Regions from separate parts of the Homo sapiens genome. Here region 1 is linked to region 2. The links are chromatin contacts, found by Hi-C or POLR2A ChIA-PET in ENCODE. All regions are on one chromosome and are shown on one strand. The core of a region is the stretch at or near the end of the contact, and the rest is flanking DNA. Distances in the headings are between cores, read along the strand shown.

Region 1 (5,979 bases), core at 2,637-5,136, 380 kb after region 2:
ACCGGTATTGGAAATAACAAGAAAACTTCCTTGATTGGAAATTTGTAGAGAATGCCTTTAATTAGCTGATACAGAATAAAGTCTTTATTTAGCAATTGGACATTTTGCTTTGACGAAGCTGCTGTTCTGGGGGTGATTGTGAGGATGATTTCTCCTAGAAACTTCTAATTTTTTTTTAAAGCTAAGTCTGTTGGACTTTGGCTTGAAAACATGTTCCATGCAGATGTAAAATAAGTACATCGAACCATGGCAGAACTTGGAATCCACAGGTAACAGAAGCGTACATTTGTCATCGCGCAGGCCGGAGGGTAAGGGCCAAGTGGAAGCTGTCTCTGGACCAGGGAGGGACTTGGCAGCTGAAGAAAGCTTTAGTTTGGTAGTGAAACTTGCGTTTTGTGAAACAGGTTTCAAGCACCCATGTCTATGTAGCCTGCATCTGGGCTGTCACTTGAATTCCTTTTTCTTTTTTTTTTTTTTTGGTCAAATTTTTCCCCTTCCTCCACCCTGTCACTGTCAAGAAACAATTGACTCCTCTATAGAACTTTCTTTTTTGACAGCTTGTCACCTTAACCCTCCTTCTCCTAGGTCCTTCCTGGAAATTCTGTCGGTGGTAGCTTTCTCAAACTGTCTTTTCGACCAGTTTTGCTACTCGGAAACTAAAGCAGAGAGCTGGACTGTGACCTGCCATTATTAGTAGTAACTGAACTTACCCAGCATAGCAATTTCAAGGCGGCATGGGGGCTTGGAGTTCAGATTTCTTTTATGTGGAGCTCTTCTGCCCACAAGACCCTCAATCCTTTAGTAAATACAGGGCACTCCCTACATTAACTTAGGGATTTTGCTTTTAGCTTTTCCTTGTAAATGAAAGAGAACTTCTGATTGGAAGGCAGCCTGCCCGCCAGATCTTCCTTTCTGGCCCATGGGCCTGCCTGCCGTGTTCCGTGCCTGGTGAGGATGGAATGTGGCCTGTGTGCCTTGTGTCACACCTGCATCCAGTTCTGCATATTTCAGAGCAAACATTGTACTTGTTTGGAACAACAGGTGCCAAATCACTGTATATGCCAAGTGTCCTTAGGTTCACCAGCTCCTGCTTACAGGACCGTGACACAGGGGAGAACCGTGTGCAGGTACCTCCAGAGTGGTTTTTTTTTCTGTCTGTCTTTTTATCTCTGTGACTTTTTCCCTGGCTCCCTGCACTCCACAGAAACCAAGCCCACATGTGGGCGGTGTGGGAAGGTGGTGCTGAGGCAACAGCCAGGCTGCTGACTCGTCTTTGTTTTTCTTCAGGGAAACGCCCCACATAGATGTGGGAAGATTTCAAGTTAGTGCCTCTCTATTCCCACATCTCTGTCCTCCCTGCCCGCCTCCTGCCAATTCTTTTTCTTTTCCCTTGATGGTGATTGGATAGCCTGAGAAATAACACAAATGCTGGCTGCCGCTGAAAGTCTTTTATTTCTTGGGGGGTAGCATTCTGCCCTGGGAGAGGCTGGTCTCCTCCCACCATCAGAGCAGGCGTGTTGGGGTTCTCTCAGTGGGAATGGGTTCTGCTTCTGAGTCTGTGACTCAGTCCCCAGTACCTTCTTGGGCCTCACGAATTAATGGAGCCCGCACACATGGAGGACTAGCAGGGGACCACAAAGCCCAGAGAGAAGGAAGGTCATCAGTGTTTGTTTGTTTATTTTGGGTTGGGGAAGGAATGCTATGATGATTAAGTGTCTGCTGTATCATTACTTAGTAAAATGTTCCTGGCTAATTCAACTTTGATTTGTTAGTTTAAACTATTTCCCACTCTACTGACTTCAGTTGAATTCTATAACTGTATATAAATGTCTTAGAAAATGGTGATTTCATTCTCTTTAGTGCTGTTGGATTCGGAGTTAGAATAAACTACATTATGGACCTCACATTTTAATTTTGATTGTTAGATTTCTATGAACTGTCTTAGAGCAATCTTTTTGACTGATTTAGAGAATTAAATTAGAAATTTCCCTAGGGTTTCTACATTCAATTTAGTAGATAGGTTACTTTCTGAAATGATATGTCGGAATTTGACTAAGTTGAATTTAAATAAATACTAAGATGGGTTAAAATGATAAAGACTCCCAGAGGCAACTGGGCCTGTGTCCACGACCGCTGCTACTGTCTCATGGAGCCACATCACCAGCTGGACTCATGACTTATGTGAAGTCAAACAGGAAGTTTGGAACAGCCTAGCTATTTGGTTCGAAATGTAGAGACCTTTAATTTCATGCCTCATGACCAAAAAACAACCTGCTCAGAACCGTTTGGGGTTCGCCCTTTTCTCTAAGTTCATCTACTTCACCAAACAATTTTTCCACAAGGTGCTTCTCTGGCTCTCTATCCGTCACTGTGGCAGTGTGGTTTTGAGAAAAGAGCCTTGAGGTTGGAGTCAGGAGACTTGGGTCCTGGCCTTGGCTTTGTCACCTGTTTAACTGTGTGTCTTTTGCCATCTATATCTTCAAAGCCTGAGGCTCAATCACAGCTTGACACTGTCTCTTGAGTTCAAAGATATTGAAAGCCAGAGACTACGTGCTTTGTGATATTCTCGTGAAAGGTGAATGTTTTTAGGGTAGGCAGTGAGGATAAGTGCATTTTGGGAATGTAAAACTTTTTTCGGTGACCAACTTTCTGAAGCATCTTCCACAGTTAAATCCACCTACATTACTTTTTTCTTTTCTTCCTTCTAGCAGATATTTTCTTGATATATTTACCAGGCAGTTGGAACTCACTTGAAGCTTTTGAGTTGGGCGTGATAATACACACATGACAGCAGGCGATACTGATGTGGGCCAGCAGGCACTCAGCTCTACGGGCTGGTGCTTCCAGAAGCCTGCTGTGGATCACCCTCTGATTCACAAAAGCAAAACACTTCCTCAAAGTTTTTATTTTCTCTGTCTCATTATTGACCAATTTGACTGTTTTCTAACATCCAGGAAATTCTATGCAAGGTGATCACTCTGTTGCTACCCTGTGGAAGAACTGGCTTAGGAAGTCATGTTGCAGGGAGTCAGCTTCCCGAACTATACATTCATTCATTGAGCGAATTGTTCGTTGCACTTCTCTATGTAAGCACTGCAGAGGAATAAGAAAATGACTGAAGCATAAAGCCTGACCTCAGAGGAGATTACACTGTGTATTCTGGTCCATATTGTAAGTGAGGGTAAAAACATGCTCTTAAGATTTCCAGGGAAGTGGACTTTCAGCTGAGGGAATCCCCAAAGTCTTTGCTGGAGCTGCAGAATATTTTTGCAAAAGATGTTTGATTGGGTCGTATTTCTTTTTCCTTATCTTTCCCCTCATAGAGTCGCTGTTGTGAATGTAAGTGGAAAAGGGGCAGCTGGAACAGCTTAGTCCGAGGAGGTGCTTTCACCTTCTAAGGCCTGTGTAGTACAGAAGCAACAGCTGCAGACTTGTCTTCTGCAGCCCTAAGTCACAGAGGAGTCTGAAGTCACAGACATTACCACATCTGTAAATGCACCATTGAAGGGATAAACCTGTATTTGTCAAATAAAAATTGTTAGGTACCTGCAGCTTCTGTAACAGAAAGATAGTCACTGGAGATAGCAATTGAAAACTAAAAGTGAATACACACAATAGAAAACCAGGTCATAGCCTGTGAGGTGGGTTTATCTCTACCCTGGCACTTACCTTGTATATCTCAGTGTATCTCAGGCAGTCTCTAAATACCATAATCTTTTCTGAAATGATTCAGGGGATATAAATAGTCAACTTAAGTATTCAGCAAATATTTACTGTTCAGTATGTGTAAAATACTGCTTGGCATTTTGGATTCTACCCAGATGACCTAGGAGTTCAAGTCAGCTTAAAAGAAAGATATAAACACAGGCCGGGCGCGGTGGCTCTTGCCGGTAATCCCAGCGCTTTGGGAGGCCGAGACGGGTGTATCACCTGAGATCAGGAGTTCGAGACCAGCCTGACCAACGTGGTGAAACTCCGTCTCTAGTAAATACAAAAAAAAAAAAAAATTATCTGAGTGTGGTGATGCGTGCCTGTAATCTCAGCTACTTGGGAGACTGAGGCAGGAAAATCGCTTGAACCCAGGAGTTGGAGGTTGCAGTGAGCCGAGATTGCACCATTGCATTCCAGCCTGGGCAACAAGAAAAAAAACTCTGTCTCAAAAAACAAAAAAACAAAAAATAATAAACACAAATAACTTGTGGATTTGGACAAGTTACCTAACCTCTAAGTCTTGGTTTCCTCATCTGTAAAATGGGTCCAAAATAGTACCAATTTCATAGGTGTTTTTGAGGGTCAAAGAATGGTATAAAAGTAGCACAAATACCACAGCAGCATGTAGTTTTATTTGGCTGGAGTTCAGGAAAGTGAGTCATTCGTCCAGGAAACGTGTATTTCTTATTGGCCAGGCACTGCCAAGATGCTCTTGGAATGGAAAGATGAGTAATCCATGACCCAAAACTCAGAACTCAGTGGGAGGATTGCACTCTAGTAAGCGTAGGGTTGCAGGTGACACGAAGGAAGGGAACCTCACTTGGAATAGGAAGATTCGTCACACTTCTCAAGTGACCCTCGGCGGGGGTGGTGGTGGGGGTTCCTAAAGGATAGTGGGAACCAGGCTGGCATGCAGAACCCAGAATGAGCTGTGACCTTTGATGTCTTCTGAGCCAGGAGTGGTGGGGACTGCAGAGGAAGGCCCTGGGGTGCCCTCGCAAGGAGCTTGTCTCCAATCCATGGGGTCTGTGGACCAAGGGTCTTGGGGTTGGAGGTTCGTTGAGGCTGTGTAATGTTGTGACCCCAAGGGTCTTGGGGTTGGAGGTTCTTTGAGGCTGTGTAATGTGTTTTCAAGTCAGTGATGAGACTTTTTAGTCAGAAGCGTATCCTGCATGCCACCAGAGTCAAATGCTGCCAGGAGACGTCAGTGCCAGGGTGTGCGCTTAGGTTTGGGGTTGAGGCCAGATAAAGGCCACATGAGGTCTTGGGGTGCTGGGTGATCAGACGTTTTGCAGTCATTTGAATAGAGTGGCATTTCTCAGACTCAGATCTGGGTATATTTTTAGGGGTGAAGCAACTTTTGCCTTTTAAAGAGGATGTGTGTAGTATTCACATTTGGGAAATACTGTTACAGGTGGGGTACAAAGTATGGCTGGAAAGGTGGATTGGAGTCACATAAATAGCTTGAATGCTAAGGAATGTTGTCTTTTTCACATAGACTGTGGTAAGCTACTGCAAATGTTTAGGAATACATTATTAAGATTCTGAAGTGACACTAATATTTGGCAATTGCCTAATATTAAGCAATCTGTCTCTTTTTCATTTCATTGCCTGATTTGTAGCCATTTTATTGTTTAGGGGGTCCTCTACTAGAGGTTGGAAGAAAATGTTTAATTTCTGTAACTTTATATTAGCTCTTTTTATTGTTTGTGTTTATTTGGTGGGGGCACTGTTATGTATTTATAAGTTTTATGAGGATTTGAAACTTGTTGAAATAAGATTTGGAGACAGTATGTAGATTTTGTATGCCCATCGTTTTTCTGTCTCTCATTACTAGTATTTAATTCAGTACCATTTAATAACAGATAATAATAAACACTGGAAGAAATTTTTTTTTTCAGACGAAGTCTTGCTCTGTCACTCAGGCTGGAGTGCAGTGGCATGATCTCAGCTCACTGCAACCTCCGCCTCCGGGGATCAAGCAATTCTCGTGCCTCAGCCTCCCGACTAACTGGGATTACAGGCATGCGCCACCTCACTCAGCTAAGTTTTTATATTTTTGTTAGAGACAGGGTTTCACCATGTTGGCCAGGCTGGTCTCAAATTCCTGGCCTCAAGTGATCCGCCCGCCTCGGCCTCCCAAAGTGCTGGGATTAACAGGCATGAGCCACCACATCCAGCTGGAATAAATTTTTAAAATGAACAACATCCCTGCCTTCAAGGGACCTAGGGAACTTACTAACTGCAGTGTTACAGGGACAGGAGTTA
Region 2 (6,631 bases), core at 1,241-3,740:
CTAGTACATGGTATGCTATGCCTTGGAGTATAAAAAGTCACAAAAGACAAATATGATAGAAATCTTCTTAGATTCCATTTTTCTTGATGCTAGGTCATCCATTTAAAAACCTTTTTAGGGCCGGGCGCGGTGGCTCACGGCTGTAATCCCAGCACTTTAGGATGCCAAGGCGGGCAGATAACAAGGTCAGGAGTTCGAGACCAGCCTGGCCAACATAATGAAACCCCGTCTCTACTAAAAATACAAAAAATTAGCCAAGCGTGATGGTGGGCACCTGTAATCCCAGCTACTCAGGAGGCTGAGGCAGGAGAATTGCTTGAACCTGGGAGGTGGAGGTTGCAGTGAGCCGAGATCATGCTACTGCACTGCAGCCCGGGTGACAGTGTGGACTCCATCTCAAAAAACAAAAACAAAAACAAAAAAAGCTTTTTTGTATTAAATATTACAAAGCAAAATGAAATTCTCATAAAAATGTTAAGATACTAATACCTACTTCATTGGTTTGTTTTGAGAATAAAACCAGTAACAGATGTCAAAGCCTGGAATAGTGTCACATGTTAAGTACTCAGTAAATGTTAGCTAGTATCAGCCTAGGTACACAGTTTGAAAAGCACTGCTCTAGGAAAAGTGAAACTAGTGAACGTTTTAAAGCAGGGAAGAGAGAAGATCCTTTTTACATTTTGGAAAAATAACCACAGATACGCTCAGTTAATATTATATAAAATACCATCCATGATACCAAGTTGGCAAGTCTGGAGAATTAACAAGTAAGGTTGAGTCAAATTCACATAACTGCTAAAGAAAAGGAAGGCTGTTTATAAATTTAAAAATATACAATTCTAACCAAGAACTTTCTTCTTGTTTATCTGACTAAAAGTGGTCTAACAAAATGCAATCACTGCATCCATGTCTTTTTTTTTTTTTTTTTTTTTGAGACAAAGTCTCACTCTGTTGCCCAGGCTAGAGTGCAGTGGTGATTCTCAAATGATTCTCCTGCCTCAGCCTCCCGAGCAGCTGGGACTACAGGCGCACACCACCACGCCCAGCTTACTTTTGTATTTTTAGTAGAGACAGGGTTTCACCATGTTGACCAGGCTGGTCTCAAACTCCTGACCTCAAGTGATCTGCCCACCTCGGCCTCCCAAAGTACTGGGATTACAGGCGTGAGCCACTGCGCCTGGCCCATAAGTTATTTTTAAAGAAAATAAACAGAGGCTGCGTACAACAGCTCACACCTACCATCCAAGCACTCTGGGAAGTAGAGGCAGAGGCAAGAGGATTGCCTGAGAGCCCAGGAGTTTGAGACCAGCCTGGGCAACATAATGGGACCCTGTCTCTACAAAGAATTTTAAAAAAATTAGGTGTGGTGGCATACACCTGTAATCCCAGCTACTTGGAAGGCTGAGGCAGAAGGAAGGCTTAAACCCCGGGGGTGGAGGCTGCAGTGAGCCATGATCGTGCCACTGCATTCCAGCCTGGGAGACAGAGCAAAAGAGATCCTGTCTGTCTCTAAAAGAAAAAAACCAGAAAAACATTAAAAATCCTTTAATTGAAAAAATATTTTAAATAGATTAAAAAAAATATATATATATATATATACACACACACACACACACACTTTTTTAAGGGCCTGAGGCCAGAGGAAGTTAAAACACACACACACACACACACACACGCACGCACAAAAAATTAGTATAAAATTATGTATCGAAGTCTCAGAAGTTTATGCATTATAGAAGTCATGAGTATCAAAATTGTGGCTCAAGTTGGAAAGTTGCTGAGCCAGGAGTGTGGCAAAAGAGGTCATTAGGGCCACACCCAAATTAAAGGCAACTGTGACAAGTGCTGCTCCAGTATCACTACACTCTTAACTGTAAAAACAACAGACAAATCAGTTTTTCAGAATTTATTGTGCTCAACATCACCAATATAATTTTAATAGTTTTTTAATAAACTGAGACACTCGAATCTTAAAAAATTATATTACTTTAACTTTTTCCTCTATTACCATTTTCATGTATTATGGATGACTTTCAATTTAAAAACTATTTTTATGAACTGAATTTAGGGTTGTGGTGGAAGGAGGAGGGTAGGAGGCAATAGTGAGATAGTCACAAAAAAAGTTCTAGATCTCAAACTGACTCAGTCATTGGTATCTTTAAATGAGTGGATTCTGAGAAGTAGTATCAAAGAAGGCAAACATAGTATTTATACCGAGAGAAATACCACCTCTGCCTGTACCCACACCAAGGAACTCTAATGTAAAGTAAGATGCCTCTCACTTTTCTTGTTCCTCCAAGTGAGTCAGTCAGTTACAATGAAATTCCACAGGATCTCCAAAAAGATGCCAGCTCTGGTGAAGATATTATTTATGGTCACAAAAAAAGCTACTCAGTACCTTTAAGACCTAGTGCTCTGTTAACTGTGGTAGATTTGTAAGAGCAGGGGCTGAGAAAAGTCTGACTAGAACAATGGCTTAGGGTGAGGAGTAGGGAAGAGAGAAATTTCCATTCTAGCACTAGTCTCTCCTGAGTCACTCATGCTAGATGTGTGGGTGTTCTCAAGGACTGTGGACAAAGGGCCTTCCAAGGATTCAGAAAGCTGCCAAACAGCTACTGCATTCATTACAACACAGCCACTTATGAGCTAACCTCTTCTTTCTAAAATTATTAACTTTGACTACTAGTTTGCATATAACCATTACGTATGATTTACAGTGTTGGGCTTTTACAAAGTGACTTGGGCATTACTTCCATCCTGGAGTTTCAGCCAGGTATCATGGTTCTTTGTCAGATGCCACTAGCTCTCTGTGAAGGAAACAACAGGTACAGAATAGTTCCGTCTTTCCATATACTATCAGTAGTAAAGATGTATACTTTAGCTCAACTAAAAGACATAATGGAGTCTGCTTCATGTCTTTCCCAAATAATCAAGTCTGTATCTGTATTATCAATACCAAATATTATTAATGCCAGATAGAATATAGCCTATAAATGTATAATATTTTAAAATTATTGTAAAAAACACGGATCAGAGACCAAAAACCCCAAACTGACACATAACTCCCTGAAAGTCTTTCCCAGAAGTCAGGAGCGAGGGCCAGGTGCCGTGACTCATGCCTGTTATCCCAGCACTTTGGGAGGCCGAGATGGGTGGATCACTTGAGGTCAGGAGTTCAAGACCAGCCTGACCACCACGGTGAAACCCCATTTCTACTAAAAATACAAAATTAGCCGGGTATGGTGACACATGCCTGTAATCCCAGCTATTTGGGAGGCTGACACAGGAGAACTGCTTGAACCCAGGAGGCAGAAGTTCCAGTGAGCTGAGATATTGCACTCCAGCCTGGGCAACAAGAGCAAAATTCCATCTCAAAAAAAAAAAAAAAAAAAAAGTCACCAGACGGGAGTATAGTTAGATGTTCCCCCACTGATTTCTTCTGTACGTTATTCTTATCAATTAAGCAGGAGCTCCCCCTTGTAAACTCGTTAGCAAATTTTATTATCTTGGGAGTTTTGGTGGGCTAAGACTGAAGGTCCCTCTGGTGCTGACAGTGTTACTTGACTGAGGGTAAAATGTGGATGGTAGTGTGTTCCTTTTTGAGAATTTGAAAACTAAGAGGTCAATGTACTACCCACAATAAAAGATGAACTAGTAATTTGGAACACTCTAGACCAAAGAAACAAGGAAAGTGAAAGGAAAGAATGTAAGTTATTATAGAGGTTGCTTTAGGAAATGCTAAAGGAACTCAGAATAAGTTTAATCTTAGAAAAATAGGATGGGAACAATAGACTATAACACAAAAGCTATAAAGAATAATATAAGAAATGAAACTGTTGAGAAATAATATTAATGCAAATTTAGAACAGTAACTATTCCTCCTTTCCCCCACCCCCATATCTTAGGAAAAAAAGGCTTCCAGAAGAACAACAAAACCCCCATACGATCTTCAAGAGTTAACTATTGTATAAAACAATCCTACCGTCACTTCAACCACTTTTTCAAAATAATTTATTTGGTTTCAGTGGCAAAATTCTGTAACACTCAACAAATTAATCTTTTAATTCTAAATTCATTTATAAGCGATTTCCATTTTACAGAGTAAATAAGCTACTCTATTGAAGAAAGAGTAGGTAACTGTTATGAAAAGCCTTAAAATACACGCAAAATAACAGGAAGCAAAAAAATGTTCTAAGAAGTTTCATTTTCCTAATAGTTTACTGAGGTTCATTAGCAAACACACTATTAACATGCTGAATCTCTAACTTTAGGATACACATATCAGTCATTATTTCTATATTATCAGTTAACCAGCATATTAATAGACCCTAAAATGGAGCATTTCTAAGAAAGATAAAGCCAAATCTAAGCTAGAGATTTTTTTTTTCCCCCTTGAGACCGAGTCTCACTCTGCCAACCCAGACTGAAGCGCAGTGGCTCAATCTCAGCTCACCTGCATCCTTCGCCTCCCGGTTCAAGCGATTCTTTGGCCTCAGCCTCCCCAAGTAACTGGGATAGGGTTTCACCATGGCTGGTCTCGAACTCCTGACCTCAAGGGATCCGCCCTCTTCAGTCTCCCAAAGTGCTAGGATTACAGGCCTGAGCCACGGTGCCCAGCTTAGAGATTTAATCAGTAAAACAAAAAAGGGACAGAGTAACTCTGTGTTATGTGTCAGAATATATGAGTTTTAGAAATTAGATTGTAATTTGTGGAACTTTTATACTATCGTTAGCTCTATAATCTTGTAGGAAATCACACCTTCTCAAGTGTCTGTCTCTGTAACTATGTGATGAGACTATTATGATCTAAAGGTCTCTGGTCTCAGAAACTACCATTTTATGACTATACCTGTTAGAATTAAATCTCATAAAGGATTTGTTGCCTTAACCAAGGAGGCAGTGAATCACCTAAGACTTAATCCAAGTTGATCATATAACATCAATTCATCTATGGAAATATTTTCGATCATTAATAAAATGAATGCATTAAACAGTCAAGTGTCCTTGTGTTATTTTTAAATGTTACTCTAAGAATTGTTGGGGCAGACACAGTGGCTCACGCCTATAATGCCAGCACTTTGGGAGGCCGGGGTGGGCGGATCACGAGGTCAGGAGTTCGAGACCACCCTGGCCAACACGGTGAAACCCCGTCGCTACTAAAAATACAAAAATTAGCCAGGCGTGGTGGCAGGCACCTGTAATCCCAGCTACTCGGGAGGCTGAGGCAGGAGAATCGCTTGAAACTGAAAGGCAGAGGGTTGCAGTGAGACAAGATCACCTGCCTGGGCAAAAGAGCGAAACTCCGTCTCAAAAAAAAAAAAAAAAAAAGAAAAAGAAAAAAAAATTGTTAAGACTTAGAATCCAAGAATGATGAATCAACCCCATTCTGGTGCCCATGTTAAGTTCATTTTCAAAAAAATGAAGTATGGAATGAAGTAAAAATTTTCAGAGATAGAAGCAAACCTTTTTTTTTTTTTTATTGAGACAGAGTTTCACTCTTGTTGCCCAGGCTGGAGTGCAATGGTGCGATCTCGCCCAGGCTGGAGTGCAATGGCATGATCTCGGCTCACCGCAACCTCTGCCTCCCAGGTTCAAGCAATTCTCCTGCCTCAGCCTCCCGAGTAACTGGGACTACAGGCATGCACCACCATGCCGGGCTATTTTTTTTTTTTTTTTTTTTTTTTTTTTAGTAGAGACAAGGTTTCTCCATGTTGGTCAGGCTGGTCTCAAACTCCCGACTTCAGGTGGTCCGCCTGCCTTGGCCTCCCAATGTTGGGATTACAGGCATGAGCCACCGCACCCAGCCAGAAGCAAACCTTATAACCAATGCGACTGATCCTATATGCTGTGGGATTTAGCGGACACCACACAGAAGACATCAGTCAAACTCAAGTTGCAAAGCCTAATCAGATCCTTACATCCTTGTATCCACAAGGTTAAAACTTTTCATTTAATCCTATACCAAATTCCAAACCTCTACAACCACATTTTAACAATGAGGTATACTGGAGTAGTAAAGTGACCATGTGACCTGGCTGCCCAGGACCATTCCAGTTTAAGCCCACTGTCCTAGCAGACAGATCTCATTTTATTGTCTTTTGCTCTACTGCTCTTTTGCAGATACTGTGGTGTGTTTTTGTTGTTTTAACCAATTGAAGGTTTGTAGCAACACTGAATCAAGCATGTCTATCAGAGCCAATTTCCACCAGCGTGTGCTCAACTTCATGTCTCTGTGGCACATTTTGGTAATTCTCCCAATATTTCAAACTTTTTATGATTATTTTATCTGCTATGGCAATCTGTGATCGGTGGTCATTAACGTTACTACTGTAATTGTTTTGGGGTACCAGAATGCATGCCCACACAAGATGGTAAACTTAATCGATATATGCTGTGTCTGTTCTGACTGCTCCAACAATGGGGTGCTCCCAATCTCTTCTGTCTCCTCTGGCTTACCTATTCCCTGAGACACAAAAATATTAAAATTAGACCAATTAATAACCCTACAATGGCCTTTAATTAAGTGTTCAAGTGAAAAGATGAGTTACATGTCTCTTACTTACAAAAGCTAGAAATAATTAAACTTAGTGAGGAAGGCATGTCGAAAGCCAAGACAAGCTAAAGCTGGGCC

Evidence for each region. A loop is a pair of places that touch in the nucleus more often than their neighbours do. ChIA-PET counts read pairs that join two places held with the same protein, here RNA polymerase II (POLR2A). Pooled maps may share reads with other maps.
Region 1: a pooled map shows a loop between it and region 2 (5-fold over the local background). The contact joins two enhancer-like sites. A Hi-C loop is called at or near these places in 3 of 50 pooled maps. POLR2A ChIA-PET finds 5 or more read pairs at or near these places in 2 of 52 experiments (BJ and T-cell).

The regions. Positions count from the first base shown.
Region 1 is chr2:9,971,730-9,977,708 of GRCh38, forward strand. The region is part of intron 8 of GRHL1 (grainyhead like transcription factor 1); the gene reads left to right. Among named protein-coding and RNA genes, the nearest start is that of GRHL1, 23 kb to the left of the region's middle. Within about 2 kb of position 3,887, at least 7 of the 41 ENCODE cell types and tissues checked have a DNase peak (open chromatin) inside an H3K27ac peak, as active enhancers do.
Region 2 is chr2:9,592,326-9,598,956 of GRCh38, forward strand. All of the region lies in intron 2 of YWHAQ (tyrosine 3-monooxygenase/tryptophan 5-monooxygenase activation protein theta), which reads right to left. Among named protein-coding and RNA genes, the nearest start is that of YWHAQ, 35 kb to the right of the region's middle. Within about 2 kb of position 2,491, at least 10 of the 41 ENCODE cell types and tissues checked have a DNase peak (open chromatin) inside an H3K27ac peak, as active enhancers do.